Regions from separate parts of the Mus musculus genome. Here regions 2, 3 and 4 are each linked to region 1. A link is a loop called in an ENCODE intact Hi-C map of the cell type or tissue named here. Cell type or tissue: left cerebral cortex. All regions are shown on one strand.

The links. A loop is a pair of places that touch in the nucleus more often than their neighbours do. Peaks named below come from ENCODE experiments on the same cell type or tissue, not always from the same donor. Only the 100,000 strongest peaks of a DNase experiment are listed, where the experiment ranks them.
Region 2: it touches region 1 in a loop (8-fold over the local background); 30 of 42 quality-filtered maps call a loop at or near these places.
Region 3: a loop joins it to region 1, with 2.4 times the contacts of the local background. A loop is called at or near these places in 18 of 42 quality-filtered maps.
Region 4: it touches region 1 in a loop (4-fold over the local background); 21 of 42 quality-filtered maps call a loop at or near these places.

The regions. Positions count from the first base shown.
Region 1 is chr5:134,488,775-134,496,774 of GRCm38, reverse strand. Clip2 (CAP-GLY domain containing linker protein 2) reads left to right here. Exons shown (of 17, transcript NM_009990.3): 13 at 390-546; 14 at 2,407-2,566; 15 at 4,371-4,556; 16 at 4,820-4,882; 17 at 5,983-7,392. The coding sequence ends at 5,994. Among named protein-coding and RNA genes, the nearest start is that of Gtf2ird1, 36 kb to the right of the region's middle. In left cerebral cortex, CTCF peaks have their summits at 2,336 (motif pointing left), 4,761 (motif pointing left), 6,070 (motif pointing left) and 6,925 (motif pointing right); DNase peaks (open chromatin) are centred at 2,333, 4,783, 6,087 and 7,041; H3K27ac peaks cover 296 bases.
Region 2 is chr5:134,700,758-134,708,757 of GRCm38, reverse strand. Eln (elastin) reads left to right here. Exons shown (of 37, transcript NM_007925.4): 29 at 685-786; 30 at 875-937; 31 at 1,108-1,248; 32 at 2,154-2,192; 33 at 2,343-2,393; 34 at 2,973-3,017; 35 at 3,441-3,470; 36 at 4,178-4,228; 37 at 4,934-6,163. The coding sequence ends at 4,977. Among named protein-coding and RNA genes, the nearest start is that of Limk1, 16 kb to the right of the region's middle. In left cerebral cortex, CTCF peaks have their summits at 210 (motif pointing left) and 4,419 (motif pointing right); a DNase peak (open chromatin) is centred at 4,439.
Region 3 is chr5:134,540,692-134,548,691 of GRCm38, reverse strand. The region is part of intron 1 of Clip2 (CAP-GLY domain containing linker protein 2); the gene reads left to right. Among named protein-coding and RNA genes, the nearest start is that of Clip2, 7.7 kb to the left of the region's middle. In left cerebral cortex, a CTCF peak has its summit at 3,243 (motif pointing right); DNase peaks (open chromatin) are centred at 3,295, 3,901, 6,881, 7,590 and 1 more place; H3K4me3 peaks cover 718 bases; H3K27ac peaks cover 2,468 bases.
Region 4 is chr5:134,612,747-134,620,746 of GRCm38, reverse strand. It overlaps Lat2 (linker for activation of T cells family, member 2), which reads left to right and starts at 5,722. Exons shown (of 13, transcript NM_020044.3): 1 at 5,722-5,858. It overlaps Eif4h (eukaryotic translation initiation factor 4H), which reads left to right. Exons shown (of 7, transcript NM_033561.2): 7 at 1-875. In left cerebral cortex, a CTCF peak has its summit at 3,504 (motif pointing right); DNase peaks (open chromatin) are centred at 4,739, 5,697, 6,175, 6,774 and 3 more places; H3K27ac peaks cover 2,458 bases.

The DNA of each region.
Region 1 (8,000 bases):
AAACTCACTATGTAGCCACTGTGGCTTTGAATTCATAATGACCTTCCTGCCTCAGCCTCCCGAGTGCCGGAATTAGAGACCTGTTCACAGTGCTTGGCCACCACCTGCCTCTTAGGGTAGCATTACTATCATCTCCCACCCTGGCCAGACCAGCCTCTCGCTGGTGTTTGAGACAGGGTTTCCTGAAGCCCAGGTTGTCCCAAAACTGGCCTTGAATCCACGTCTGAAGAGCTTGACCACAGGCCTGTTTGGTATCACTCCAGTTTAAGTGGTGCTGGGAATAGAACCCAGGGCCTCTGATTTGCTGGGGCCAGGGCTCTACACACTGAGCCACACCCCCAGTTTCCATCTGTGTTTGAACTCTCTCCGTTCCCTGCCGCTTCCCCCAGCTCTAGAAAACAAGTGCAAATCAGGAGAGAAGAAGATAGATTCTCTCCTGAAGGAGAAGAGGCGCCTAGAGGCAGAGCTGGAGGCTGTGTCTCGGAAGACCCACGATGCCTCCGGCCAGCTGGTCCACATCAGCCAGGAGTTGCTGCGGAAAGAGAGGTGAGCGCCCGGGACTCGGCCTCTGAGGTTGCAGAGATCTTTTCTTTTTTCTTATTTCTATTACCATCATTATTATTTTAATCTTTTTAGATGTGATTCTTTTATGAATATGAGTGTTTTGCCTGTGTGTGTGTCTGTGTGTCCTAAGTTGTGCCTGGTACTCTCAGAGGTCAGGAGATCAGATCCCTGGGAAGTTGAATTGCAGATGGTTGTGAGGCAACCCGTGGGCACTAGGAAGCCAACCTGATTCTCCTGCAAGAGCATTAAGTGCTCTTAACCGCTGAGCCATCTCTCCAGCCCCTCAGAGTTCTAACTGCAACGCTGCAAGCAGCACGTGATAGAGATGAGTGTGTGTGTGTGTGTGTTGAAGATTTGTTTATTTATGATTGTGTGTGTGCCTGAATATGCACTGTGTGTATTCAGCTGCCTGTGAAAACCAGAAGGGGACCTCAGATCCCCTGGATCTGGGCTTACAGATGGCTGCAAGCATCCATCTGAGAGCTGCGAATCAAACCCAGGTCCTCTGAAAGAGCAGCCAATGCTCTGATCCACTGAGCTGTTTCTCCAGCCCTAACTTCTGTTTTCTGGGGACAAGCTCTCCCTGCATACCCGAGGCTTGCCTTGAGTTCCCTAGTCCTCCTTCCTCAGCTTTCCATGTGCTGGGACTGTAGGGGTGAGGCCCCGTGCCCAGTTAATCCAGCATAAGTAACAACATGGTTTTCAGGTTCGTTTTTGTTCTGTTTTATTTTATTTGCCTATGGGAAGTTGTACATGCTATAAAAATGTGTGTGGGGACAGAAGATGTAACTTGCTGGAGTCCGCTCTCTTTTTCCACTGTATGGGCCCCAGGGATCGAACTTAGGTCCTCAGCCTTGGTGGCAAGCACCTTGACCCACTGAGGTATCTTGCCTGGCCTCTCTGACTTGGAAATAATGATCTCATTTACCTCTAAATCCAGCCGGGTCGCTGAGCACGATCGTGCATGTGATCTCAGTATTCAAGAGGTCAAGAGGTTCCCCCGAGGCTGTGGGATGTGACTCTGTTGGTAGAGAGCCTTCCCGGCACGCAGGACATCTGAATTCTGTGCCCAGCACCACGTACATCAGACATAATGGCTGTGACTGTAATCCTCAAACTCAGGAGGGGGAGACAGGAGGGTCAGGAATTCAAGGTATTACATAGAGTTGGAGGCCAGTCCAGGCTTCATGAAACTCTGCCTCAAAACAAAAAGGGAAAAGGGGAAAAAAAAAAAAGTCTAAAAAAACGTGTTGAAATCCGGGCGTGGTGGCGCACGGCACGCCTTTAACCCCAGCACTCGGGAGGCAGAGGCAGGCGGATTTCTGAGTTCGAGGCCAGCCTGGTCTACAGAGTGAGTTCCAGGACAGCCAGGGCTATACAGAGAAACCCTGTCTCGAAAAAAAAAAAAATGTGTTGAGTCTGGGGAGATATCTGCTCCTCCATATGATCTCAGATTGATTCCCAGCACCTACACAGTGGTTCACAAGCATCTACACCTCTAGTTCCAAAGGGTCCGACACAATCTTCTGGCCTCAGAGGATACCAAGCATGAGTATGGTACACAGGCATACACGAAGACCAGACACCCTTATACAGAAAACAAAAGTAAATATCCAAAGAAGAAACAAAAAACCCCAAAGCTCTAAGATCAGCTAAGTCCTCTTGATCATCCCACATCCAAAAGCTATTCCTCTTGGGTGTGGTTGACCCATGCCACATCCTTCTTGCTTGGCTCTGGTTACCATTGCCTTGTGGCTGGCGCCCCCTGGTGGTAGTGAACCTCCAGTCCAATGGCTCATACTACAGAGTTGCAGAATTGATGTGACTATCTGCCCACTCCAGGAGTCTGAACGAGCTGAGGGTGTTGCTGTTAGAAGCCAATCGCCACTCCCCAGGGCCCGAGAGAGACCTGAGCCGTGAAGTACACAAAGCTGAATGGCGGATAAAGGAACAGAAACTGAAGGATGACATCCGGGGCCTGCGTGAGAAGCTGACCGGGCTGGTATGTGCAGGCAGGAGGTGGGGGCGGGGAGAAGGGTTTGCCAGGGCTGTCCTGCTGCCAGGCCGAGGAGACCAGCGATCTCCTAGAGTCACAGTGGGGGGTTGAAAATTCAGTCCTCCAGGATCTCAAGCACGGAGCAGATGAAGGGCCATAGCCCCTTTTTAGACATCGTCACCAGAGATGTCCCTACATGAAAGAGTCTGCTCTGTCCAGAGCCAGTCATGCATAGAGGATTAAAAAATACATGCAGGGAGTATCTAACCAGAAACCAGGTTAGTTATCTAACCAGAAACCAGGGTCTGGGCTCCTTGTTAAGTAGCGTGTGGGGTTCTGTCAGTAGAGAGGCGAGAGGTTCAACTCAGGGCCCTGAAGCGCCTTCTCCGGTGGAAACTACTGGACTTTGAGCTGAGTTGCAGTGAGTGAGTGAGAATGGACTTATTGGCAGCGTAGGACAGAGCTGGTCCCACCTCTTTCCTTTCTGTTTCACATTTACAGCCCGATGTTCCAGCCGTCTCTGGCCACCTCTGGCATATGGATTGGGTGGATCAAAGAGAATGGGCCTCTTTTTACCCCCACACTTTGGGGCTTGGGGGTTAGATGTGTTGTTTCTGGCCCTGGAGGGATCCATGGGTTAGGCGAAGGTGGAATAATAAAGGATGCTTAGAGAGCTGAGAGGAGGTGACTCAATTGATAGACTGTGTGAGTAGAGCCCTGGGTTCTGTCCCCAGCACTACGTAAAATCAGATGTAGTGTCCTGTGCCTGTAATCTCAGCACCGGGGATGTGGATGTAGGAAGATCAGATGTTCAAGGCTATCCTCAGCTACATAGCAAGTTCTATGCTAGCCTGGGCTACATCAGACTCTGTATCTGAAACAGAGCTTTTTAAGCCATATGGGACCCATCTGGTTTCATATCTGCTCCTAGGTATGGGGTTATCAGGCCTAGCTGCTCTGCCAGTGTTTTGTGTCTGGCTGGTTAAATGCCAGCTCACATGTGCACCACAGGGTACTTGTGGCCTCTATGACTCTGTGCCACAGAAGGAGACAAAGACAAGGCAGATTTCCCAGAAGTGTTGGGCACAGGTAAAGGGAAGCTCAGATTTTTACCTGGAGCTCTGTGCTGGTAGACCAGCCCCGCACTTGGAAAAGCATAGTGGAAAGCTAGAAGATACATGAAAAAGCGCTGGGCGTGATGGCGCATGCCTTTAATCCCAGCACTTGGGAGGCAGAGGCAGGTGGATTTCTGAGTTTGAGGACAGCCTGGTCTACAGAGTGAGTTCTAGGACAGCCAAGGCTACACAGAGAAACCTGTCTCAAAAAACAAAACAAAACAAAAGATATGTGAAGAGTATGGGGCCCTGAGAATCAGGGAGATCTGCACAGAAACTCTGAGCTTGGCCTAAAGGCCCAGGCTGGGCTGAGCATTAAGGAGACGGGGCCCGACACGAGTGTCTTGGAATGCTTTGGTTGGAGACCAGAGTGGGGTGTGTGGACTCTAACCATTGTGGTGGAGGAGAGAGGAGACACTTGTAAGGAGCCAGGCTCAGTTGGGGGAGGGGGGTGTCACATGGACTTGGAAGAGAAAAATAGTGGGTACCAGTTGACTCTGGGTTAGAACAGAAGGGCTGCAGTAAGGATGGAGTGGTGGGTCTTAGGTTCTAGGGCTTGAAGAAGTTGGAAAGTGAACTCTGGGGGAGGGAGGTCCTTGTGAGGCACAAGCTCCACTTAGAAAGCAGGCGGGGCCTGATCCGTTTCGTTAGCACCCACAGGGGCAGGTCACACTTCCACACCTCCACCCTTCCAGGACAAGGAGAAGTCCCTATCAGAGCAGAGACGCTACTCCCTCATTGACCCAGCTTCACCACCCGAGCTGCTGAAACTGCAGCATCAGTTGGTGAGCACGGAAGACGCCCTGCGGGATGCGCTGAACCAGGCCCAGCAGGTGGAGAGGCTGGTGGAGGCCCTGAGGGGCTGCTCAGACAGGACTCAGGTGAGCACACGGGGCTGTAGCCTCGGGAGCCCCAGACCCAAACGGGAGGTGGCTCTATCCTGGGGACCCCAGTCTGAAGGAGGGTGTCCCCGTCCTTGAAACCCCAGTCTGAAAAGGAATTGCTGCCCTGGGAGACCCAGTCTAAAGGACTTTGGTTTCAAGTCTGCTGGTCCCATCCGGAAGATCCCTCCCCCTTGTGGTTATGTGTGGAATTGCATCCTGGCCGCCTGCTCAGTAGCTCCCCCACTCTCCTCCCCTCACAGACCATCAGCAATTCCGGTTCTGCCAACGGTATTCACCAGCCAGACAAGGCCCACAAACAGGAGGTAAGTGCGCCAGCAGTCTCTAAGTCACCCAAGCCGGCAGCCTCTGAAAAAAAAAAATCCCCCGGAAGTCACTAAGTATACAAAGGAACAAGAATGCTTTGTGTGTGTCTGTCCTGTCCCAGCTCGCTTGTTTGCTTAGGAAGATTCTAGCACTGGTATATCCCATCCAGGAATAGTCCTGCTTGCTTTTCTTTCTTTCTTTCTTTCTTTCTTTCTTTCTTTCTTTCTTTCTTTCTCTCTTTCTTTCTTTCTTTCTTTCTTTTCTTTCTCTCTCTCTCTCTCTCTCTCTCTCTCTCTCTCTCTCTCTGTGTTTTTGTTGTTAGTGTTGTTTTGTTTTTTTCCTGTGGTTCTGAGAATGGGACCCAGGGCCTTAGCATTGACTACACCCCAGCCCCTCCCTGGGAGATTTTAGGCAGGGGCTCTACCACTGAGCCATGCCCCCAGCCTCTCACTGGGGGATTCTAGGCAAGCCATCTATTTCCACAGTCCTTGCTTTTGGGAGACATAGTGTCCCAGTTTCCCAACTCTCCCCTCCTGCCCCAACCCCCCCCCCCCCGGCATCCTCCCATGTCCACATCCGTGACTTACTTAGCACCTGGTCTAGAAACATCCATGTCCCCAGCTAACTGTGTGACCCAGGCAGAAGAGGCTGAAGTGAAGAAAACCACAGCTTGCCCCTTGGCTTTCCAGCTGTTCTGCATTTAACGAGGGCCAGGCTTGGGAACAAGGGCCTTTGAAGGCCATTCCTAGCCAGGTAGCCAAGGACCAGGCAGCTGGCGGAGCTGATGTGGGCAGGGTTGGCATGGCAGAGTAACCACTGCCCTGGGAACTGCTGTCCAGACCACATAAGGGTTTGTTTGCCCAGCAACATTGTAAGAAACATTACTACCAGATGTGCAATCAAGGCTTATGTATAAGTTCATACTTATGCAAAGCCATCCTCTACAGAGATACTTGGATTTCCTTGTAGAATTCCTTTTCCTGCCACAGGGCCTTGACGCATGCTGTACCCTCTACCCAGCTCTCTTCCTCCTTGTCCCTCCCTCATCTGTCCATTCATTCTTCCTAACCCTTGATGCCCAAGCCCTTGTTCTCTCTAGGACAAACACTGACCGCAAGGGACACCAAGGACCGACCCTACTCACACCAGAAGCCCTACCAGGCTTCCCAGCAGCGCCACCTTCAGGCAGGAGTCAGAACTGTCCCCTTGGAGATGTGACTGTGTTTGTAACAATATTGTCCTCACTGCCGTGGACACGTGGACACGTCCCACCTGAACCCCCTGCCGGACCAGGAGGCTCCCACAGACACGGCCTTCCACAGAGCGCGGTACAGCTGGGCCCAGCCCTGGAGAACCTCTCTTGTCCCAAGGAGCTTCGTGAACTGGCAGAGGCTGAAGCGATCCAGTTGGGCCTCTCTTGACTATAGCAGGCTGCTGCTGCGGCTTGTCTGGACACCTGGGGACTTCCCCGCCTCCCTTCCCTTCTGTGTCCCCAGGTCCCCCGCAGGCCCCTGAGGGATGGAGCAGGGCCCCTGCTTGGACACAGAACACACCAAGAAGGGCTTCAGAAACTAGGGAGGGAATGCTTGACTCCACGCATTGAGCCCCTCCTACACATTGGTACAAGGTCGCTTAGGCCCCTCTAGTCAGGGAAGATTTGGGGGTGACAGGCTCCTTAGTCCTCGACACCAAGCTAGTATGCGTTACCCACCTCCCATCTGCTGCCCGGAAGGCACTGAGCAGACAGCTTCAGTATTCAGCGAGCACGCGAACCCACGCTTCTTACCTTTACCTTGAGCTGGGACTGGCTTGGGGCTTAGAACCAAGAACAGGTAGAAAATTCCTTAAACAAAGCATTCCTACAGCGTTTTGCTGGGTGAGAGGAATCAAACTGGTTCCCTTTCTTTCTGGGAACCCCTGCCATGTTACTCTAAAGACCCCAGCAACCCAGAGAGAGCCCTGCTTCCATCTTCCCAGGGCAGGACCACAGTGGTAAATCCTAAGGATGGCCCAGGTGGCCTGTGTGAGCGCCACTAGGCACCAGAAGGTGGCGCTCACGCTCTCGTCCTTAGGGAGGAGCTGACTTAGCAGCCCCTCAGCCCAACCCCCTGCTTCCTGTTGGCTTTTGGGTAGCACTTGCCATTAACAACAGCAGCCTAGAACTGACGCTTTAGTGGCCCGTCTGCAGAGCCAAATCTTGCTCTTTCCAGCACAATCGGGCAGCTCACGGATTAGGAATTAACAGCCAAAGGCTCCCACGGAAGGGACCAGAAGGGGCTGAGCCCCACCCTGGAGTGGGCTTGCACCTGGTAGGTGTGCAAGAAGCCATTTCCCCATAAGCACTGGCCTTTGATGGCCCCCTCAGCCTACCTGGTGTGGCCACCCAGCTGTGGCTCAGCCATCCCCGCCCTCCCTCCGCTCCCCCTCCCCCTCCCTCTCCCCCCAGTGGAATTGTGGAAGTGTGGCAAGTCCATGTTCGGACAATAAAGCTTGTGATTGAGGTTCAGGACTCCTGCTGCTGCCTGCTTCTGTCTTGGGCACCTTAGGGACAGGAGGGGGTCCTAACTTTGTTCTCCGGTGCCAGCTCATTTCTACTCAAATGTGACTGGTCAGTGGAGGTAGGGGAGGGGTGTGCTTTAGAGGGGCTGGATTTAAAGGAGATGGACTATGTCCTAAGGATTAACACCTGAGTTTGTCATTGGACTTCCACATGTGCACACATGTACCTAAGTGTACATGCATGTTCACGCGCACGTGCGCACACAAAGCATATTTCTAAACTCTGGATGTCATACATTTTTTTTTTTTTCTACACAGAGATAGGGTTTCTCTGTGTAGCCCTGGCTGTCCTGGAACTCACTCTGTAGACCAGGCTGGCCTCGAACTTAGAAATCCTCCTGCCTCTGCCTCCTGAGTGCATACGCCACCACTGTCTGGCCTGTGTCATACATATCTATTACTGGCAATGACCAAAAGCAACTTGGGGAGGAAAGGGCTTCATCTTCTCAGTTGAGGTCCTGTCCTGGTTTACTCCTCTGCTGTGACAGAATACCATGACCAAGGCAACTTACAGAATAATGCACTTAATAAGGCTTACAGTTTCCAAGCACGATCCGT
Region 2 (8,000 bases), 210 kb before region 1:
GTCATGAGTTCTAGGTCCGTCTCAGCAACTTAGTGAGACCATCTCACTAGGACAAAAAGAAAAGAAAAGAAAAAAGTAGGGGCTGGAGAGATGGCTCCGTGATTCAGAGCACTGACTCCTCTAAAGTCCAGCTCTGACTCCAGAGGTCCTAAGTTCAATTCCCAGCAATCATCTGTAATGGGATCCGATGCCCTCTTCTGGCCTGTCTGAAGACAGCTACAGTGTATTCATATACATAAAATAAATAAATAAATCTTTTAAAAAAGAAAAAAAGTAGCTGGGTGGTGGTGGTACTTTTAATCCCAGCATTTATAAGGCAGAGGCAGGTATATCTCTGAGTTCAAAGCTAGCCCAGTCTACAGCCTGAGTTCCAGGACAACCAGGGCTATACAGAGAAACCCTGTCTTAGGGAAATAAAAACAAAAACAAAAACAAAAACAAAAAAACAAAAAACAAAAAACAGAAAAACAAAAGTCAAAAGAACAAAGTTCTAGGCATATATATATATATATAGCATATGCCTATAAACTCCTGTACTTAGGAGATGAAAGCAGGAGGGTCAAGAGTTCTAAGCCATCCTCAGCCATGCAGAAAACCCAAAGCCAACATGAGCTATAAGTGATCTGGTCTTCAAACGACAAATGAAAATATGGGTACTGTCCCTTAAGGGTCCTCTCTCCACAGGAGCAGCAGGTGGCCTTGGTGGCCCTGGAGGTCTCGGTGGCCCTGGAGGTCTCGGTGGACCTGGAGGACTTGGTGGGGCTGGTGTTCCCGGTAGAGTAGCAGGTATGTTTTTGCTGTCCCCAAAATGGGTTGGCTGGCAATGGAGCCTGAGACTCCCATGCAGTTCCTCCTTGAGTCCCTGTGTTCCCAGGAGCTGCACCCCCTGCTGCTGCCGCTGCTGCTGCCAAAGCTGCTGCTAAGGCTGCCCAGTATGGTAAGCAAGAGTTCAGCTTCCCTGGCCAATCCCTAAGCCCCTGGGGCCCAGCCACTTTCTGGCCATTGGGAATCCCAGAGATGACTGGGAGCTCAGAGACCCCTTGCCAACAGGGTCTTAATGAGAGTCTTCTGACAGTGTGTGTAATGCATGGGTCTCCCCTCACTCAGGCCTTGGTGGAGCCGGAGGATTGGGAGCCGGTGGACTGGGGGCCGGTGGACTGGGAGCCGGTGGACTGGGAGCTGGTGGACTGGGAGCCGGTGGACTGGGAGCTGGTGGACTGGGAGCCGGTGGACTGGGAGCTGGTGGAGGTAAGCTGCAGGCCTTGGAGTTAAGGAGTAAGTGAGAAGGAGAAAGAGGCGTACCAAAGCCGGTATGAAGACAAACAGACTGTCATCCAGCACTCAGGAAGCGAAGGCAGGAGGATCATGAGTTGAAGGCTAACCTGAGCTACTTAGTGAGTGCAAGGTCAGCCTAGGATATGTTAGATCATGTCTGAAAGCAAAGGGGTAGAGAGCTTAAGCAAGCAGGAACCAGGCTGCCTGCTGACACAGAGGTACCTAAACACCTGTCTTCTCCTCTCTGTCAACCCACCAGGTGAGGGCTTATTAGCATATTATAGTCAGACCCATTTCTCATTCTGGAGAGGAATTACTTCCCTAAAGTCTCTACCATCACGGTGGATGTGTGCTTCTCTCTCTCCTCTCTCTGCCATTGTGTCTCCCTACCTAAACTACCCTGTGTGCGGTATGCCCCAAGACTAGACATATAATAGCAGCTTAAGGTCCACTGGTAGTGCACTTGCCTAAAATCCCCCTGTGAGGGGTTGGGAGTATGGCTTAGAGGTAGAATGCTTCCTAGAATGAAGGGCTGAGGGCGTGATCAGTACGAGAGTGCTTGCCTAGAATCCCCCAGTGAGGGGCTAGGTATGTGGCTCAGTGGGAGAGCCCCTGCCTAGAATCCCCAGTGAAGAGCTAGAAGAGCATTACTGAATGGTAGGACACTAGCATGCATTAGATCCTGGAGTTCATTCCTAGCACCAGAGAGAGAGAAAGGCAGAGACAGAGACTATTAGAAAGATGGGTGTGAAGGAGGAGGGATGGTGGAATGGTGGGATGTGGATATGGGTGGACAACTCAGGGGCAGATGCTGATCAGCTAAGTGGGCTGGAGTGGGAGAGAGAGGTGGCTTTGCTGAACTCTCCTGTTTCCTCCAGGTGTGTCCCCTGCTGCAGCTGCTAAGGCAGCCAAATATGGTGAGTTCCCCTGTGGCCTCCCTGTCTCCAACAGGCTTGTACCCCCATTACCACAACCCACACCTGCCTGTCTCATGGTACCCCTGAAGGTCTTGTCCAGAGTGCCAGCAGCCTTGTGTCCACTCTGACGCCCCTCTGTCCTCTCCCCAGGTGCTGCTGGCCTTGGAGGTGTCCTAGGAGCCAGGCCATTCCCAGGTGGAGGTATGGCTAACTCTTGTATTGTTCTCAGATCTGCTTGGCTCTGGGGGACAATCAGTGGGGTTCTGGAAACTAAATTCACGTGAGGTCTGTAGATGGAAAAATCGCTCTAGGACAGGAGACAACTATGGAAGGAGTACCCGCCCCCCAAGTTGAGCATATTGCCAACCAAGCTTAGAGCATAAGCCACAAGGCACCACACAGGCATATGAGACGGAGACATTTAATTAAGAAAGGGACGTCAAGGCTTGAGGACATGGCTCAGTTAGCAAAGCATTTATCATGCAAGCATGAAGACCTGAGTTCAAACTCCCAGTGTGCATGTAAAATTTGCAAGCTGGGGAGGAGGTGATTGGAGGATCCCTGAAGTTTGCTGGCCCAGCTAGTTTTGCCAAATTAGTAAACAAAAGGTTTAGTGAGAGAACACAGGCACAAATACACTACACGCAAACACCCCGCAAAGAATGTGGCTTCAGTAGCATACGGCAGTGGGAAGGAGCTGATACCAGACATCATGACCAGGTGATAAGGCTACAGCATGGCCTGCCACCACACATCACCAACCATAAGTCTCCCTTTCAGGAGTTGCAGCAAGACCTGGCTTTGGACTTTCTCCCATTTATCCAGGTATGCCCAAGTGTCCTGCCCTGGGACCCTGTTCTGGGCTCTGCCAGACTCTTCTTTCTCCTCTGCTCCATTTGTCCAGAAGAGCTGAGCTACCATCTATAATAGACCCAAAGATGAGCCCAGACATCAATCTGGTCCATAAGGACCTTTCTAAGGACAGGGACACCCTTCATATCTCTCAGTGTCCCTGTGGGTCAAAGAGCTTCCCTACCATACTTCTCCTGAGGTAAACTGAGGCTCAGAGACCACTAACCACTATTCAAAGATCCCACAGTGAACAGAGACAGAATCAGGGACTCCTGCTACCCAGGTCCAGGACTGGCCCGTTCCTATATCACATGTCCTGCTCCAATCAGGGAGGAACATGGCAGGCTCCCAGAAGTGGGCGTACTGATAATACCTTTTCTCCTTCTTTCCCCATAGGTGGTGGTGCTGGGGGCCTGGGAGTTGGTGGTGAGTCTTCAGTAAAAAGACATCTCATAAACTAGCCTTGTTGGTAGAAGGAATCTTAGCACTATTGGGGGGTGGGGGGGGTATGGAGTCTGAAGCAGAAGGATCAAAGTTCAAGACTAGCCTGGACTATGGAGAGCATTCCAAACAACTTAGTCAACTCAGCAAAACTCTGTCTCAAAGTCTTTTATAAACATTTTTTTAAAAGGGCTGATGATGTAACTCAGCAGTAAAGCAATTACTTAGAAACCCCTAGTGAGGGGCTGGGAGTGTGAATTGGTGATAGGTTACCTGTCTAGAATCCTCCAATCAGTGGCTCAGCAATAAATCTCTTACTTAGAATCTTTCTGATACATTACAGGCGTGATTCAGTGATAGAACCCCTGCCTGGAATCCCCCAGGGAGAGGCTGGGGGGGTGGCTCACTGGTAGAGCACCTGCCTAGAATCCCCCAGGTAGGATCCAGGAGTGTCACTCAGGAACAGAGCTCTTGTCTAGAATGCACTAGGTCAAGGTTCCGTCCCAATACTACAGAGCTTGACTCTGGGAAGAAAGGTGTTAGCAAGACCAGAGGTAGGTGGGCTGATTGGCAGGAAGGTCTTAGGAGCCTACAAAAACAGGGTGGAGTTGGCACAAGATGGGGATGCTGGTAGAGATAGGGGAACCCAGTATCCTCCCCACCTCATCCTTTCCCAACACCCCCATACACAGGAAAACCCCCGAAGCCCTATGGAGGAGCCCTTGGAGCCCTGGGATACCAAGGTAAGTAGAGACTCTGTCCCTAGGGAAGGAAGACACAGAGTCAGAGGTCAATGCATATATTCATAGATGGGAGCAGGTCTAGGACCCTCCATGCTTACCCTTGGTGTAGCCTGAACATTCTTGCCCATGCCCCTCTCTGCACAGAGGAGTCTGGGACTTGAAAGAGACAATGAAAGAGAGTGGGAAGGACTTCCAGGACAGACCACCAGGTGGCACTAACAGGCCACATCTGGGAGAAACTACATGAGGGCTAGACACCAGCCTGTGCTACCTCCCTACCCCAGGCTATCTATCCCCAGGTTTGCTAAACAGGTCTTCTCAGAATTCAGCAGGCTGTGGCAGAAGCATTGGCCAGCCTGAACTCTATAGGAAACAGTGTCAACAACAACCCCAACCAGAGAGAGAGAGAGAGAGAGAGAGAGAGAGAGAGAGAGAGAGAGAGAGAGAGAATGAATGAGAGCGAGCAAGCAATGAGAATATAGCTCTAGGTTTCATCCCTAGCATAGTATAAAACCAAGCAAGGTGGTGTATGCCTATAATCTCAGGATGGAAGGAAGGGAGGGAGGGAGGAAGGAAGGAAGGAAGGAAGGAAGGAAGGAAGGAAGGAAGGAAGGACAGACTAGCTTCTTTTAGATTTTTCCTGGGATGGAAGCAGACAGAGGGACCAAGCTGACCATCACTTGTCTGTGACCTGTCCCAACCCAGGTGGGGGCTGCTTTGGGAAATCCTGTGGCCGGAAGAGAAAGTGATCTTCTGGGGACCCCTGACTCGCGACCTCATCAACGTTGGTGCTACTGCTTGGTGGAGAATGTAAACCTTCTATGACCACCCCCTCCTCCATCCCCCTGACCCCCACCTGGGAGGGGACAACAGGCCAGTGGCCTTGGAAACCCACAGGACAAGGAAATCAGACAGCAGCAGCCATGCAGCCCTAACCAGAAACTCCCCCCACCCTATATCAGAGGCCAGGGCGGGTGTCCCATCTCTTCCCACCCAGGAGCTCCCCCCCACAGTCTCCATCTCCAAGGGAAATTGGTGCTACATGTTGGTGCTTCTTCTTTGTGGGGGGAGGGAGGAGGGAAGGGTATCCCAGGGGGGATTGCCCCCTTCCCTGAAGCCCCTCTATTAAGATGGTGCACACCTTTGTTGGGCAGTCCCACCTCCCCCTGCCCACCAGGAGCCATTCCTGGCTGCATCCCATTGGTACCCAAATACCGGAAGCCTTGACGATGGATTTGGTGACATGATCCCTCTCTCTTTGGTTCCCCTGTCCCTGCCTCCTGTTACCTAAAGCTACTTCCCACATCTGGGACACCCTGGAGTCAGATGGCTCCTCACACTGGGAATAGCTCCCTTGTTCTTATGGAATCCACCTGCCATCCACCCATCCACCTACTCATCCATCCATCCATCCATCCATCCATCCGTCCATCTTGACTGCCTAGTACCACTAAGCTGGCTGGGCATACCCACTATCAACCTGGTTCACCTGTCATGGCAGCCTGTCCCCGTCCCCACCACACACCCCGATCCTGGCCTAGGGTGCAAAGGGTTGTGTGGGCTGGTTGTCCCCACATGCAGTACTGTAACCCCGTTCTTCCTGGAGCCACTCTTACAGAGCATGTCTCACCACCCCACCTCTTTGTGTTTCGCTGTGATAGATCAATAAAATATTTTATTTTTTGTCCTGGATATTTGGGGATGATGTTTGATTGTTGGTGTGCTCTTTGGGTTTATTTTTGTGGCTAATTGGGGAGAGAGAGAGAGAAAAAAAAATTTCTAATCTGGGGAGCTATATCCTCAGGAGAAAATTCATTTTAATCGCTTTGGTATAACTCTGGATGAAACACACATTTAAAAAAAAATCAAAAACGAAATAAGAAAAGAGAATTAATTGCTCTAGCAATGACTAATAAATATAAACTTTTTAAAGGCTATTGTCTTGGGTCTCTTTTAGGTTTGTATGCGTTGGTGTGTGTTCAAGTCCATACACGTGTGTGTGCAGAAACCAGAGAACAACTTTGAGTGTTACCTCTTGTGTGCTCTCTCTCTCTCTCTCTCTCTCTCTCTCTCTCTCTCTCTCTCTCTCTCTCTCTCTCTCTCTCTCGTTTGAGGTATAGTCTCCCCCTTACCTAGAACTCACCTAGCAGAACCGCAGGGTTCTGCCTGGTCTGCCCCTTCCCGCAAGTGCTGAGATTATAAGCACTCACCACCAAACCCTGCTCTTTTGCTTTGTACATGGGTTCTGGGGACCAAATTCAGAACAGCAAGCAATCTATCAACTGAGCCATCTCCTCAAACACCTTTGTGGAGTTGTTTTGTTTTGTTTTGTTTTGTTTTTCCTGCTTTCAACTCCTGCCCTGGTGGTAAATTGGTTGTAATGTAAAGAACATCCACTGCCCAGGATATATTGAGGAGGTTGACGCCCAACTCAGCTGTTGTCACTTAGGGATATAGCTAAGTAGTAGAGCACCTTCCTAGAATCCCCCAGGGAGGGGCTGGGGGTGTGGCTCAGTGGTAGAGCTCCTGCCTAGAATCCCCCAGGGAGGGGCTAGGAGCTTGGCTCAATGGTGGAGCCCCTGCCTAGAATCCCCCAGGGAGGGGCTGGGGGTGTGGCTCAGTGGTAGAGCTCCTGCCTAGAATCCCCCAGTGAGTGGCTAGGGGCTTGGCTCAATGGTGGAGCCCCTGCCTAGAATCCCCCAGGGAGGGGCTGGGGGTGTGGCTCAGTGGTAGAGCCCCTGCCTAGAATCCCCCAGGGAGGGGCTGGGGGCATGGCTCAGTGGTAGAGCCCCTGCCTAGAATCCCCCAGTGAGGAGCTCTGATCTTGGTTTAGTGTGAAAGTGTTTGCCTGCAGTTCTCTAGAAAGGGTCTAGCACTGGAACTCAGAGGTGAACATTTATCCCCAACATTAGGGGGGTAGCTAACTTAAGAACACTCAGAAGGCCATTGAGGTTCATGGGTTACTTCTAAGGAGCCTGCTTATACGGTGATCCAGCTTTCCCAAGAAAGCAGTAAAGGGGACCCATCCATCCATGCATCTTCCCATTTCTCCAATCAGAAGGGGAAAAAAAAAAAAAACATTTGTCGTTGCTTTGACGCCCTTTGTCCCCCGAATCGACAAGCCCTTGAGACCTAGGATTACCTCCTTTGTTTCCCATAGCTTGGTTGAAGGTTTGTTTCATAGAACTGGGGATTAAACCTTGGCCATCCACCACTGAGCTAGCTACATGCCCAGTCCAGCTCATGACTTTAAATACCACATAGGGGCCAGCAAGATGGCTCATCAACATGAGTTCAAATCCCCAACCCACACGATGGAAGGAGAAAACTGATTCTCCCAAGTTGTTCTGTGATCTCCACACACATGTGTGTCACCGAACTCATGCTACATAAATAAGTAAGTGTGGTAAGAAATTGAATATCATGTATCCTAATGATCACTTGCCAAGTTGATATATTTAGCATGAGCCTGGGACTTGCATAGCCAAGGTCAGTAATTCATTTATTTGAGACAAGGTCTCCCTCTATAACCCAGGCTGGTCTAAAGTTCACAGTCCTATTGTCTCAACTCCAGGGATTACAAGCCTGTGTGATCATTCCTGGTCTCAAGGGCAGTTCTAACATCTCCATCTGAAGTCTCAGACATGACCTACTCTGTAGCTACTTTCTCTAATTTGAAACATTCCCTCCTAGGAGGAGAAGAGAGTGTTGGGAAAATTCCTTCCCTATCCCAGGAGATTTAAATGTCAACTCCCTCCTCACAAAATCCCAA
Region 3 (8,000 bases), 52 kb before region 1:
CATTGGTTAAGGACTTACTGTGTGCCTAAGGGGCACACCATCTTTTGCAAAGTCAAGGTCTGTTTCTCTAAAGCGTAATTACAGTCGTACTTACTGCCGACACTGCAGTAGTACAAAGTCTAATCACTGTCTGGCCTTTGGAGCCCACACAATTGCCTAGGCTTTGCATTCCATGGGACTGGCTCCTCTCTTCCCTCCCCCTCCCCCTCTTCCCCTCCCGCTTCCCTCCCTCTCCGACTCTCCCTCCCTCTCCCCTTCTTCTCTCTCCCTCCCCCTCCCCCTTTCCCTCTTCCTCCCCCTTTCTCTCCCTCACTCTCATCAGCTGGCCAGACTCTGTATGCCTCCACTAAGGCCACCTCAGTTCTCTTTATAAGCTGTAAGTATCAAACATCCTCTGTTGAGCCCAGCTGTCTGGAAGGAACACAGAATCAGAAGAGGGCCCTTTAATAACCCTGTCGTTGGGAGTTTCTGTTGTTTTGAGACAGGGATCTCATGTAGCACAGGCTGGCTTCAAACCTGTTGCACAGTGGAGGCTAGCCTCAACTTCTGTTTGTGCTTTCCAAGTCCTGGGATTACAGGTGTGTAATTCCACAGTTAGCATGAATGCATGCACACGTGAGTGCGTGTGTATGTGCGTGCATTGCAAGCATTTGGGCGGACATGAGTGTGTAGAGGCTAGGGGTTAGCTCTGTCTTCCTCAGTCACTGTCCGTTTTATTCCGTGTGGGTGTGGGTGGGTGTGTGTATGCGTGGGTGCATACGGAAGTCAGAGGACAACTTACTGGGATCCATTTTCTGTTTCTGTCATATGGATACCTGGGATTAAAGTCAGATGACCAGACTTGGTGGCAAGGCCCTTTACCCACTAAGCCATCTTACTGGCCCTTCACCTTGTTTTTTGAGACAGGATATCTCATGTAACCTAGACCACACTGACTCGATGAGGCTGGCTAACTATCAAGCCCCAGGGCTCCTCCTGTCTCTATCTCTCTCTCGTGCTGCAATTACAGGCACACGCTGCTTTTTGACGTGGGTGATGGGGCTCTGAACTCTAGTCCTCAAGTTTGTATGGCAAGCAGCTTACTAAGGGAGCCCTCTCTATAGCCCACTGTGCCTGGTCTTCTTTGTCCCGGGGAATCAGAGCCTCATTCAGTTAAGTAAAGGGAGATTTCAGTTACATTTATTTATCTGTCCATATGGGGTGTGTGTGTGTGCGTGTGCGCGCGTGTGTGCGCGCACTCCTACATACTATGGCGTGCTTGTGAAGGTCATGGAACAACTTTTGAGAGTTGTTTCTCTTTCACCTGTGTGGATACCAGGGATTGTGTTTTTGTTTTTTGGTTTTTTTTTTTTTTTTTTTTTTTTTTTTTTTTTTTGGTTTTTTGAGACAGGGTTTCTCTGTGTAGCCCTGTCTGTCCTGGAACTCACCTTGTAGACCAGGCTGGCCTTGAACTCAGAAATCAGCCTGCCTCTGCCTCCCGAGTGCTGGGATTAAAGGCGTGCGCCACCACTGCCCAGCTTTTGTTTTTGTTTTTGTTTTTTGGATGCCAGGGATTGAACTGAGGTCATCAGGCTTGCCGGCTAACGCTTCCCCCTCTGAGCCATCTCACAGTCTTGCTCGACCCAAAAGGACATTTCAGAGTAGGAGAAATAAGCCTTAGTCACTGAAGAATTGCCGGGAGCCGGGGCCACCTGGGGCGGGAAGCTGGCTGGCAGGCACCCCTTCTGTTTCTTTCTGGATGCTGGTTTCATTTTCTCTAGCTTCATCTTGCCTCTGTCCCATCTCTCCTTGACTCATGAGTGTGGCCTGGCCCAGTGTGACTGTTGTAAATGCTGGTTTCGGCTCCTGTTCATAGACCCCCCCCTCCTGGTGGTATCTCCTTTAATCCTGGGTTGCCAGAGAGACCAAGTGAGGGGGCTCCCCCCATCTGCTTAGCTGGTGGTAGACTGGGGCTGGGAACAGCTGGTATAATCTATAAGGCAAGTTTTTGGTGCATGAAGTTGGTGTGTGTGTGTGTGTCTAGACAACTGGGGTGTGGCTATATAAAGGAGCTGGTGGTCTTACAGAGGAGGCAGAGCCATGAACACTTTACGGTCCTGGCACTAGATACTGTATGGTGCTCCTGTCCTTGGCACTGTGGCTTAGCCTCAAGGAACATAAGGATGTGACCTTCTATGTAAACTCTTTGTCCTGGGCCAGGTTGAGGGAAGACCCTCTTCTCCCAAGATCTGGGGACTCGGGGTAGGTGGGTCTACTTCCAGCACCCTGTGTTTTCTGAGGCCTTGGAGCCCCCCTCCCTTGACCCTTCCTCCCTGGTCTTCACAGAGAAACGCGAACTGTAATTGATGCCTTCAGAAACGCCTAGAAAGGTTAATGATCTTCTGAGCAGGATGCAGAAGAGGCCGGAGGAATCACTAACAAGACATAAATACAGGGCTGTGGGCTCTCTCTTCTGCCTTGCTCTCTCTCCTGCCTCGCTCTCGGCTCCTCCCGAGAGTCTCACAGAGTTAGGCAGGTGCTCTACAGCTGACCCATATTTCTTACACTAGAGGATTCTAGGTAGGCACCTACCACTGTTCCGTGCCCCCAGCCTTTCTCTGGGGGATTTGAGGTAGATGCTCTACCACTGAAACACACCTCCAGCCTGCCGGGTGAGGGTCATTTAACTTGTTTTTCTCTTTCTTTCTTTCTTTCTTTCTTTCTTTCTTTCTTTCTTCCTTCCTTCCTTCCTTCCTTCCTTCCTTTCTTTCTTTCTTTCTTTCTTTCAAGATTTATTTATTTATTATATGTAAGTACACTGTAGCTGTCTTCAGACACTCCAGATGAGGGCATCAGATTTCGTTAGGGACGGTTGTGAGCCACCATGTGGTTGCTGGGATTTGAACTCGGGACCTTTGGAAGAGCAGTCGGTGCTCTTAACCACTGAGCCATCTCGCCAGCCCCCTATTTTTCTTTTTTTTTTTAAAAATGATTTATTTATTTTTAATTTTGTGTATATTGGTGTTTTGTCTGCATGTGTGTCTGTGTGAGGGTGTGGAGTCACTTGCAGCTGGATTGCAGACAGTTGTGAACTGCCATGTGGTTGCTGGGAATTGAACTCGGATCCTCTGGAAGAGCAGTCAGTACTCTTAACCTCTGAGCCAACTCTCCACCCCCTAATATTTTTTTTTCTCTTATGGATATGGATGTTTTGCCTACATGCAGGCCTTTGCACTAGATTTATGAAGTACCCATGGAGACCAGAAGAGGGCGTCAGATTCCCTGAAATTGGAGTTAACATTGTGGGCTGCCATGTCTATGGTGAGAATCGAGCCCAGGTCTTCTGGAAGAACAGACTGTGCTCTTAAATTAACCACTGAGTTATCTCTCCTGCTCCTTTTGGTTGTTGTTGGCTTTGTTTGTTTTTGAAGCAAAGTGTCACCTCACCCAGGCTGCTCTCAACCTCTCTGTGTAATTGAGGGTGAACTTGATCTCTTGATCTACCTTCCAGTTGCAGGCATTTCCCCGTGGGTGAGACCGAGCCTGTGTGGTCCTAGGGATGGAACCCAGGACTTTGTGTAGGTTAAGCAAGGACTCTCCCAGCTCCCTCCCACCCCGGGCTCTTTAATGGAGCTGTTAAATTGGCAGTTTCTAGCCACTTGCCTGGTGCTGTCCTAGGTCCTGAGACGCACACTGGGAATCTGATTTGCAAAAGCAACACCGAGCCCTGCTGCTCTCCCTGATAAGTGGGAGAAGGCCTTCAAGGGCACTGGGTACCACTTTGCAGAAAGCCTGGGCATGCGTAAGACAGTGCATGCATGTAGTGGGTGCTTGGCACGCAGCCTCCATTGGTAGGCAGGGCGAGGCTGCCTTTTCGGAAGTGACGGTAGATCGTACCAATTTGGATGTCCTCCTGATGACGTCTGAACCGGTGCATTTGTGTGTCTCTTCCATTCTTTCCTTCCCACCCACTCCAGTGTCGCTGGGTTTTAGTTTCAGATGTGTGGGCGGTTCCCTTGACCTGCTTTGCTGGCACGCTCCCCTTTCTCCTGGCTGCCTCATCTTAGTCCTCCCTTTGTCTGGCTGGACTCTCTCATGCTCTTCCAGGACCAGACCCCAGCATCTGTGTCTCTTCCTTCCCGTCCCTCGCCTGCTCAGGACATTGCCAGAATGGGAGAGCATCCGGATGTTAACATAGAAGCTCGCTGCAGGGACGTAAGGCACAGTAGAATGTCCTCATTCTGTGTCACACTGTGGTCTCTCCTGCCCTCAGGGGAATACAGAGCCATGGGAGAGACACACAGGGCATGGATCCACAGGGTACAGGCTGTGCAGGACAATTGTGCCACACTGTGACCTCTCCTGCCCTCAGGGGAAGCCAGAGCCTTGGGAGAGACACACAGGACATGGATCCACAGGGCACATGCTCATTCATAGCCGGGCGGTCTGATGGTCCCAGATCCAGAGCCCAGGGAATTACCTGACAGTTACTCATCTAGTCTGTAGCTGTAATCCCGTGTGTGTGTGTGTGTGTGTGTGTGTGTGTGTGTGTGTGTGTGATGTGTGCATGTTTGTGCGTGTGAATATGTGTACCTATGGAGATCAGAAGAAAACCGTTAGGGATCTCTTTCCACCTTTTAAAAATATATATATTATTATATTGATTGGGCCTAAAGAGTTAGATCAGAAAATTTGAAGCTCTTGCTGAGGACCCAGTTCGGTTCCCAGCACTAATATGGTGGTTCACAACCATCCAACAGACTCATGGGATCCAATACCCTCTTCTTCTGACTTCTATGGGCACTAGACACACATGCGATACACATATGTACATACATACATACATGCATACATACATGTAAAACTCTTACATGGAATGAAATAAATAAATCTAATATAAGTTTAAAAAGTTATTTATTATTTTGATTTTTTTTGAGAACAGTCCACAATCTTTTTTAAAGTGTATTTTTATTTTATGTCTATTGGTGTTTTGCCTGCATATATGTCTGTGTGAGGGTGTTAGAAGATGTGCAGTTGGGAGTTCCAGACAGGTGTGAGCTGCCATGTGGGTGCTGGGATTTGAACCTGAGTTTTCCGAGTACTCTTAACGGCTGAGCCATCTCTCCAGCTTAGTTTTAACTAAAAAAACAAAACAACAACCAAAACCAAAACAAAAACCAAAAACAATCAAACAAACAAACAGAAAATCTAGCCCATGATCACGCATGATGTGTGCGCATGTGTGTACACACCATAGTGTACCTTTGGAGGTGAGAGAATAGCTCTGTGGGATTGGTTCTCTCCTTCCACCTTTGCATGGGTTCTGGGAATTGAACTCAGGTTGCCAAGTTTGCATAAGAAATGTATTAACTCTCGGAACCTCTTACCAGCCTGCCAGGGAGTTAAGAAAACAGAATGAAAGAAGCCAGGCGTGGTGGCTCACACCTTAAGTCCCAGCACTCGGGAGGCAGAGGCAGGCAGATCTGTGAGTTTGAGGCCAGCCAGGTCTACAGAGTGAGTTCTATGACAGCCGGGACTACACAGAGAAACCCTGGCTTCAAAACAAAACAAAAATCTCCCAAGCCAAAACTGTTTTAGTATCTGCCTGCTTTTGCAGTACCAGAGAGTCTGAGGCAGGGGAGTATACAGTTCAAAGCCAAGCTGGGCTACATAGCAGAGCCCTGCTTCCAAATAAAGGGGGAAAAAGTCAACTTTGTATTGACCTATAACCTTCCGTACAAAAGCCCACATGGAGCCTCATCATGCCTAGAACCCAGCACTCGGGGGTGGGGTGGGGCTAGGAAGGATCAGGATTTCAAGGGGTCACATCAAATAGGCCTGTTTTGTTTTGTTTTGTTTTGTTTTGTTTTGTTTTGTTTTGTTTTGTGTATTTCACTACCTGGCTGGCTGGTGAAATGGTTCAGAGTAAATGCATTTGTTGTGCAAACTGGCAACTTGAGTTCGCCTTATGCTGGGCTATGTGAAATAGTGTCTCAAAAAACAAACAAACAAACAAACAAGCAAAAAGGTAGACTGGAGAGATGGCTCAGTGTTTAAGAGCACTGGCTGCTCTTCCAGAGGACCTGAATTCAATTCCCAGCAACCACATAGTGGCTCACAACTGTCCGTAACTCTAGTTCCAGGGGATCTGACACCCTCGCATAGACATGCAGGCAGGCAAAACACCAATGCACATAAAATAAAAATAAATAATTAAGCAAACAAACAAACAAAAACCCCAGAGGGGTGGTAGTACACACACCTTTTATCCCAGCACTGGGGAGGCAGATTTTTTGTCGGTTGGAGGCTAGCCTATCTCCATGAGTTTCAGGAGAGCCAGGGCTAACTAAAGAGACTGTCTCACAAATCAAAAAGCAAGCAAACAACCAACCAAATAAACCCCACAGCTGGCGGTTGATTGGGAGAGGGGGGCTGTTTGCTGCTGGTCTGCCACCCACCCCCAGCTTGCTTTTCCCAGCTTCATCCATCCCCCCACCCCGAAGTCATGTCTGCATAGGGACTAGCTGCTGCTGCTCCTTGGCTTGGAGGCTCTCCCAGAGCCTCCCGCTGGTCTCTGCTGCCGTCCCTCTCCGCATGGTGGTCAGGCCTCTAGGCACTGTCAAGGGGTCCGAAGACCCCAACCAGTTTCCTTATCTGTTCTGTCACACTCTTCACATGTTTCACCGTGGGCTTGGCAGGAGTTACACAGCTGTGTAAGGCTTGGGCCTGGCTGTTCCCAGCATCCTGCTGACCCTGGTGACCAGGGGAGAGTGATGGGAGAAGGGTGGGGACAGGGACCCAGGCAGATGGACTCCATCTCTCCCATTCTCCCGAGCCTGAGGCACAGCTGGTTTAAAACTTGGACTTTGTTTTTTGCCTGGAAGTTGGCAAGACTCACAGGGAGGGACCGTCCCAGACGCAGCCTTTGCTTGTCTTCAGCTGGGAGGTCATGGAATCGGGTGACCTCTCGGTGACCCACGGCAAGCTGCCTGTGTTCCCTGATCCTCAGCCAAATGCAGTTAGAATGGTGTCCTGGGCCCTTAATCTCAGCACTGGGGAGAAAGAGGCAGGAGGATGGAAAGCCTGAGACCAACTTGGGCTATATAACAAATATGGAAAAGAAGGGACTCAAGCTGGCTCAGCAGGGAAAGGGGCTTGCTGCCAAGCCTGAAGACCTGAGTTCGAGCCCTGAAGACTTCTTCTGGAAGGAGAGAAATGACCAGATGACCCCACCCCCCAAGTTGCTGCCAAGTTGGAACCCTTCGTGCATAGGGCATGCATATATCCCTCCCCCCTATATATACACATATGTATGTGTATGCATACATATATATACATATATACATACATATACATACATATACATATATATTTTTTAAAGAGGCTGGGCATGTCTAGTGTCAGTCTAGTGTCTAGTGTCACCCTTATCGAGGGACCATCTCCTGGTAGAAGTGCCCAGTGAATGAGCCAGGGCCAGCGGCTTGGCTGGAGTTCTGGGCCATGGTGCCTACATCCTGCTGCCCTCTTCCCTGCCCCGGGGCCATATTACCTCATAGGACTTGGGCTTTCTCTTGCTCTACTTGGCACTGTTCCCCTCTCTAGGCCACTACCGCATTCACTGGGCCAGAATCCTGGGCCCTGTCTCCTACTGTCCTGTGGTGAGCGGGTCACCCCCAGGCAGCTGAAATGGAAACCCTGCAACAGAGCTCGGGTTTCTTCCCAGTAAGTGGCGATTGAGGACAGCACACAGGGGCCTGTTGCTTCTGTTAGACCCAAGTTCCCAGACAATGCTTGTGTGAACAGTGTCACCAGAGAGTTGTAACATGGGCCTCCTGACCTCTGTCAAGTATCTGGGATACTCCTGGTTTTACAAGCTTCCCAATTCAGGCACCAGGACCCCAGCCCCCTGCCTCCTGAGCACTGAGATTAAAATTGTTTTTATAGCCCAGGCTGACCTCAGACTCACTATGTAGCTGAGGATAACCCTGAACTTCTGATCCTCCCACCCCACCTCCCTACTT
Region 4 (8,000 bases), 120 kb before region 1:
GCTTGGGGGTGCAACCCGCTGCAGCTCAATCCGCTTCCTGCAGCTGAGGCCTGTAGGAAGCAGGGGTGGTGCTGGAGCTGCACCGGGCAGCTGTGCTTTGCACTGAGTCTGCGCTCTTTCCCTTGTGTCTGTCTGATCCAGGGCGCTTAGCCCAAGAGGCTGCTCGCCACCACAGCTCAAGGCCTAGAGTCTGGCACTTTCTCTGATCAGTTACCCAGCTGTTGAGACCCTCAGTACCTAGGTGTCTAGAAACCTCTAGGTGTGCTGCTTCCTCTGTGGGGCAGACCCCTGCTCCCGCAGACAGTATGGAGCACTCACTTGAGAGAGAGCAAAGGGGATCAACCAGGTTTGGCTTTTGGCTTGAACAGTTGTGTGTGAACAATGGAAAAGGATTGGCACCCAGTCTCCGTCTGCTCCAATTGGAGCAGTAGGGGTCAGCCAGCCACTAGAGCCTTGGGGAAAGGGGCTGAGAGGTGTGCAGCTTGCTTGGTAGCCAGCAGCTTCCTGCCAGCCTACCCCTTGGCTCGGGATTGTCTTTGTTGCAAGGTCTCGGCAATTTACAGAACTCTCACTCCTTCCCTCGCCTGCCATCTTCTCTGCTTCTGAGATAAGAACCATTTGTGTAACACCAATACCTAACTTAAGACAGACATGCATTGCGTGGTTGTAATCAAAGCTGATGCTTTCAGATGATGTAATCCATCTCCAATGCGGAAAAGACAGGCCCGTCCATCCACATTGCTGGGCACCCAGCTGACTGTAAGAATGGAATTCCAAACACTTAACACATTCAGTTCTATGACAGAAAGTGAGTCTATGGATATGGTATTTTGTGAATGATCTTTTAAATAAAAGAGAACCTTACATAACACTTATGCTTGTCTTTCTGGCCACTTGGGAGCTGTGAACCTTGGGGTGCTACAGAGAAGCATTTACAAGGAGTTAGGCTGGCGTGTTGACCATGGTCCTGCTGCGCACACTGCCACTGAGTATGTTGTGTGACCTAGTTTGCAGAATCCTGATCTTGGAACCTCTAAAGAAGAAACTGGAGGTAGGCTAGTCATCTCGGCACTAGGACATGTGTTTACTGTGTAAGCATTTCCAGCATCCATGTAAAACGTCATGTGTACCCATAATCCCAGCACCCGGGAAATGGAGACAGAAAGATACCTGGACTTGCTTGCCAGCCAGTCTAGCCACATGTATGAGCTCTGGTAAGAGGAGGGCTTCGAGAAGCTAGAGATGGTTCAGTAGTTGAGGGCACCAGTTTCTCTTCCAGAGAACCCAGATTCAATTCCCAGCATCTACATGGCAGTTGGCAAGCATTTGTAACTCCAGCCCAGGAGGTTGGGTGCGACCATTCGAGCCTATGAGTGCCTATGCAGATAAAACACCCTTATACATAAGATGTTTGTGTGGAGCATATGGCACATCTTCAGTCCCAGCATACAGGAGGCAGACAGTCGGGGGCTCTTGAATTCAAGAATAGTGTGGCCCCTACATAGTGAGACCACGCCTCTAAAATGGGAGAGGAGCTTACATGGTTAGTTTACTACTACCTCTGTGGTCCTAGCAGAGTGCCCAAATGGAAAGGATCTTTTTCAGTGTTTAGACTGTACATCAGTGATGTAGATGAGTTCAGACAATTGGCTCCTGGTTTCTCTGCTTTTGTGGGATTTCCTATTTTGTTTTGTTTGGTCCTGGGAATTGGCCAGAAGACCTATATTGCTACATAAAAACTACAACTCCACCACATGCCAGCCTCTATGATGCCCTTTTCTTCCCCCGCCCCCCTCGAGACAGGGTTTCTCTGTATAGACCAGGCTGGCCTCGAACTCAGAAATCCACCTGCCTCTGCCTCCCAAGTGCACTACTGCCCTCTGTGATGTTCTTGCTTTGGGATTCTTTCTGTTGATCCAGAGTCTGAATATTGATGACTTTGGGGGCAGGACCTTTTGTATTGTTGGATGTCCATGATGGATAGAAGATGATGGGTATCCATGTGTGCTACTTAGGGCTGGCAAATGCTGAAGGAAGGAACTGGAGTTGGTGTCCTGTGGGTGCTTGGGATCAAACCCAAGACCTCTGCAAGAGCCGCCAATGCTCCATTTCATTGAGTGGTCTCGCTGGCCCAGAGATTGAGTGTGCTTGAGCTTTTTGCCTGATAAACATGTAATGCCCCCTGTGCATGGTCTGCCCATGGAGTAGTCGGGCATTTGATCTCCCAGAGCTAGAATTAACAGCTCTCAGGTGGGTATATAGCACTTGAACCCCAGATTGTCTTCAAGAGCAGCAGCAGTATTCTTATGAAGGTGACCCACAAAATTGAAGACAGGACAGTGAAATGGCTTAGTCGGTTAAGGAGACTTGCTGCATGCCTAACAGACAGTTTACTCCTCAGAAAGTAGTGGACTTTCACAAGTTTCTCACAAGGAAAACAGCCAATGCATCTTCAGCTCTCAAACATCGGATAACTCGTAAAAGCAGATGCTTACTGTGATGGGTGGCTGTAGTGTTCCGTTGGACCCTAGTTAGTCTGAATTCCCTGGGAGATGCACTAAGTGATTAGCAGAGCAGTGGCTATCCCAGCGTGTCCCTCTGAAGGGAGTCAGACTACCACCAAGGGCCCTTGGGATTGGTAGAAGTCTCATATCATTCTATTGAAATTAAGAATAAACTCACTACTGAAGCTGTGTGAGTCTTTTAATCCCAGTGCTCAGGAGGCAGAGGCAGGCAGATCTCTGGGATCAAAGGCAGCCTGGCCTACATAGAAGCCCTGTCTCAGAACGACAGACCATGGTTCAGGGCTTGGAAATCTGGCTCATCTGTTAAAAAGCGTTTGCTGACCTTCCAGCTACCTCCATAGTAGCTCACAGCAGTATAACTTCTAGGGGTCTGATGCCCTCTGGCCACCAAGAACCAGGCACACAAGTGTTGCACAGACATACATGCTTTCAAGACACTTGGAGTGCTTCAGTAATTCTAGCTATTCCAGGGACTGAGACAGGAGGTCTGCAAGTTCAAGGCCCATCCTGGACTACATAGCCAAGAGGCCGTCTAAAAATGAAAAATTAGAACACTACAGGGGTGTGCCTCCATATCTAGCTGTGCTGTGTTAGAAATGGAACCCAAGCGAGCACCAACTGAACAACATCCCAGTTTTGGTGTTGGTAGGTTGTGTGTGTGTGGGGGGGGGGGGGGTATCTCTAAAAAGGAATCCAGAAGCAGGCACGGGGCTGAGGTTACAAGTGACTGTGCCAGGGATCCAAGATGAATGGGTCCCTCCAGAACTGAGTGAAGTTGGACTACTGTGAGCTACTGTGTAGGTGCAAGTGGGAAAGAGGCCAACCATGATCCTCTTAGGGGTTCTCTGCCTCCCCACCTGACCCCGTGGGGAAAAAAAAGTCTGATGAACTGAATGCATCCGCACTACCTGTGGTCAGCACAGATTTCAATGGTCAACTGAGTCTCCTGGTGATCGTCCCCATGCCTGTGCTACTTTGCTTCACCACAGGGTGGCAGCAGCAGGCTTGGGGCACAGACTGGGGAAGAAACACCCAGGCTAGCACTAAACTCACAGCAGATTGCCTCCTGCCTATGTCCTTCCTCCCCACTACAGGCAGTGATACCCCCAACTGAGAAATGGCCTTGGCTGGGGGTGGAGGGGGTGCTCAGTTATTAGTGTTCTCAAAAGCCTGAGGAACCCGAGCTTGGATCCCCAGCTCTCAATGAAGCTGGGCACAAACGACGTGTGCTCTTAGCTTTGGGGACATGGGAACATGGCTATCTGGAGCTTGCAGGACCAGCCAGCCTGGACTAACTCGGTGAGTCTCTGGAGTCTCTGGCCAGTGAAAGGGAACAGTCAAGGTGGAAGCTTGGTATGGTCCCAACACTTGGGAAGAAGCAGGAGGATCTGTGAGTTCCCAGGCCAGCCAGGACTATACAGTGAAACCCAAAACACAGAAAAATTACAACCAGGAGGTGGCAAGATGGCTCAGTGGTAGAGGTAGTTTCCAGCACGCCTTTTTTTTTTTTTTTTTTAACTGTTTACTCTTTATATTTATTTATTTATTATATGTAAGTACACTGTAGCTGTCTTCAGACACTCCAGAATAGGAAGTCAGATTTCATTACCGATGGTTGTGAGCCACCGTGGTTGCTGGGATTTGAACTCCGGACCTTTGGAAGAGCAGTCAGGTGGTCTTACCCACTGAGCCATCTCACCAGCCCTGCGCACGCCTTTAATCCCAGCACTTGGGAGGCAGAGGCAGGCAGATTTCTGAGTTCAAGGCCAGCCTGGTCTACAGAGTGAGTTCCAGGACAGCCAGGGCTACACAGAGAGAGAAACCCTGTCTCAAAACAAACAAAAAAGAACTAACGTACAAAGAAATAGATGTAATAAAGACAATTTGGGTTTTTTTGTTTGGTTGGTTTGGATTGGTTTTTCGAGACAGGGTTTCTCTGTATAGTCCTAGCTGTCCTGGAACTCACCATAGTGGCCTCTAACTCAGAAATCCACTTGCCTCTGCCTCCCGAGTGCTGGGATTAAAGGCGTGCGCCACCACGCCCGGCTGACAATTTGGTTTTTAAAAAGTAGATGACACAGTCTGCATAAATCTGAGTTCAAGGCCAGCCTGCTCTACAGAGTGAGTCTCAAGACAGCCAGGGCTACACAGAAACTCGGTCTCAAAGAAACTAAAATGTGGAAGACACCAAGACTGACTTCTGGCCTCTACATTCACCCACTACCACCACCCACACACAGAGGCAGCTTGTCTATCCAGCTGTCTCTGGCACAGTGGTCCTTTGTTCCATCTGCCATCTTTATTCCCGTCTTTCTCCCTGTATCCTCTGTCCCTTATCTCTTTTATCTGCCGGTTAGTATTTGTTCTATGGGATTCCACTGCCCTAATCTCTCTCTCTGATCCCCATTCTCAGATGCCTGTGGATGCTGGAAGGATTCTAGCTTCCTCTTACCTGTGGTTGTCAGCGTCTACATATCTGCCTCTCTGTCTTTCTGGTCCTCTCCTGACCTGTGCATCTGTGTGTGTGTGTCCCCATCTCTGGTGTCTGACTGTGGCACGTGCGTGAGTGTGTACATGTCCCTCGAAACTCCGTCCTCTCCATGTCTGTGTCCATGTGAACTCTGGGGTTGACTCTCTACCCGTCGATCACTGTAGCCCTCCCTCCTCCATGTGACCTTGCTCTGTGGTGGGCATGTACTGTGTGTGCTTGGCTTTCAGTCTGCCCGTGCCTGTGCCCATCTCTCACTTCCCATTTTCCCTATGTCTGTTTTCTTTTTTATTGCCTCTCCACCCCCAGGAGTGTGTGCACATACATGTGCATGTGTGTGCACATGCACACTGCACATAAGCCTGTGTGTATGTACATATGCATCAGAGGACAACTAGACACTCACTTCATGGTTCCTGGTGATAGGAACCCTGGTTCCTCTGGTTCCAAGTTGTCCAGCTTGGTGGAACGTGCCATTACCCAGGGAGTCTTTTTTGAGACAGGGTCTCACTGTAGCTGTCCTAGCTTATATAGACCAGGCTGGCCTCAAACTCAGAGCTCTGCCTGCTTCTGCTTCCCAAGTGCAGGCATTTAACAGCACACACCACCATGCCCAGCTTTAACTTCGCTTTGTATCTCTGCATCTTTTTCTGTCTCTGCTCCACCCACTTTGTCATTAACCACCCTAGTAGTCTGGCCGAGGCGGATGTAGAGGAGATGATTCAGTAGTGACAGGAAGCCAACTGCCTTGCCCACTGCTCACCAGAGTCAGTGGTGTTGGCATCAGCTTGGGCAGGTGTGCGGCACAAGATGAAGGGGCCATGGTGAGGAGCCCTCACCCTCAGGTAAGCCTTTCCCAGGGGTGCTCCCCTGTTGTGCTACACCCCACAAGACCCTTAGGGATAGACGGAGCGGAAGCCGAGATACCTGATACCTCCCACCCTGGCCTAGTGCTGTGGCCCTTAAGGAAAGCCTATGCAGGGCTCCAGGCACCCACTTATCTATCATTGGCTTCCCAAACCCCTAGCCTCTGAGACCCCCCAAGAAGCCCCTAGGGTGGTTCTGTCACTACCAGTGACTGGAGAGGGCCAGCTAAGAGCCAGAGATGTGAGATTCTCCCGCCCGTTGAGGGTTGGCTAATGCCACAGGCCTGTGTATGGAACTTGGATGCTTTGGGGAACTGTGCCCAAGCCCTGTTCCAGCCAGGAGGAAGTTGCTATCCCCAGAAGTCCATCCAGGCCTGAGCCAGCTTGTACTTTCTGACAGATAATCCTTGTAACGTTGGTGGGCTCCTTGGTTCCGGCTTTGAACAGGTGGCCCAGATTGACCAGGGACAAGGCCTGCCAGACCTCTGTACATAGACATACTCACATATGTACGTGAACAGTCGCCCGCTGGCCTCCAGTAGGTGTCTTCAGGGTCTTCTCTCCGCCTCATTTGAAGGCCCAAGTTATTTGGTCAGACTGGGTACTGTACACTCCTCCATCAGGGCATTAGGAATGCTGAGGTGGGGAGACCCTAAGTTCAAGGCCAGGCAGTACTCCATTGTGAGGCCCTGCCGCAAAGGCTCAAACCACAGAAATGTTATTCAGCTAAGCCTGCAGGCCTCAGAGTAGCACCCCATGAATAAAGCCATCCCTGGTGTGAGACGGGTCATGTACTTCATCCAACAGACCCTCATGGCCTTTTTACCCCGAAGAACGAGCTGCCGCAGTGATCACTCACGAAGGGCCACTGAGGTTAGAAGCTCCGATGCAGTCCTCAGAAGCAAGCCTTGCTCATATGAAAACTGCCCACTTCCCTTTGAGCTATTTTGGCCCACGGAGCCACAGAGCTGTGGCGGTCCCCCACACACCCACAGCTAGCCCTGCCTGGCCCCTTGGGGCCTTCTGAGACTGCTGGGCCATTCCTCCTGCAGCCCTACCCTCTGTTCCCCTCACCCTCTGCCTCTACTCTCAGGGTAGAGAGCATCAGATAGGATAGAGGGAATTCACCGGGCCTGCTCTGGGTTTCCATCTTTTCCAGTGTTTCTTTGTGGCACAGTATGCGCCTCTCTGAACCTCCATTTGCTCCTTGGGAGGAAGAAAACATTTGGGCTCAGAGGGATCCCCAACTGAGAAGCAAGCCCCAGGCCCTGTCCAGGAAGCACCCCATGTACTCACACCTGCCTTTTTTTTTTCAATATTTTAATACATTCTTTTATTACCACATGTGTGGATGGATGTGCATGTAGCACGGTGTAGGCCAGAGAATAACTTCTGAGAGATAACTTCTCAGCACCGTGTGGGTCCTGGGGATGAATTCAGATCATCAGACTCGGTCGCAAGCACCTCTCACCTGCAAGCTACCTCACCAGGCCCCTTTCAGTCTTTTTTTATCAGTATGCTTTCATTATGCATACTAAGAGGCTTGTGACACTTCCATACAACATGCATCTTGGTCATATTCACCCCCAAATTACCTCTCTTGTCCTTCCCGGTTCCCACTGGTCCCTGCTCTCTTCCCAACTAATCCCCTCCTGATATATTATGTTCTCAGTGGGAGTGGGATAGGGTAGTGGCCCAATGAGTTTCATTAGGTTTGCTTACAGGATGTGAGTGAGGGGTGGGCATCTTACCATTGAAGAAGTGCTCTCTCTCTCTCTCTCTTTCTCCCTCCCTCCCTCCCTCCCTCTCTTCCTCCTTCTCCTCCTCCTCCTCCAGCAATGGGTTTTTTTTGTTGTTGTTGTTGTCGTTTTTGGTTTTTCAGGACAGGGTTTTTCTGTGTGGCCCTGGCTGTCCTGGAACTCACTCTGTAGACCAGGCTGGCCTCGAACTCAGAAATTCACCTGCCTCTGCCTCTTAAGTGCTAGTGCTGGGATTAAAGGCGTGTGCCACCAACACTCGGCTGTCTTTTTTTTTTTAATTTAAAATATTTATGTAAGTTGGAACATGCTGCTACAAGCCTATAATTGCGGCACCTAGGAGACAAATGCAGGCCATTCTCTG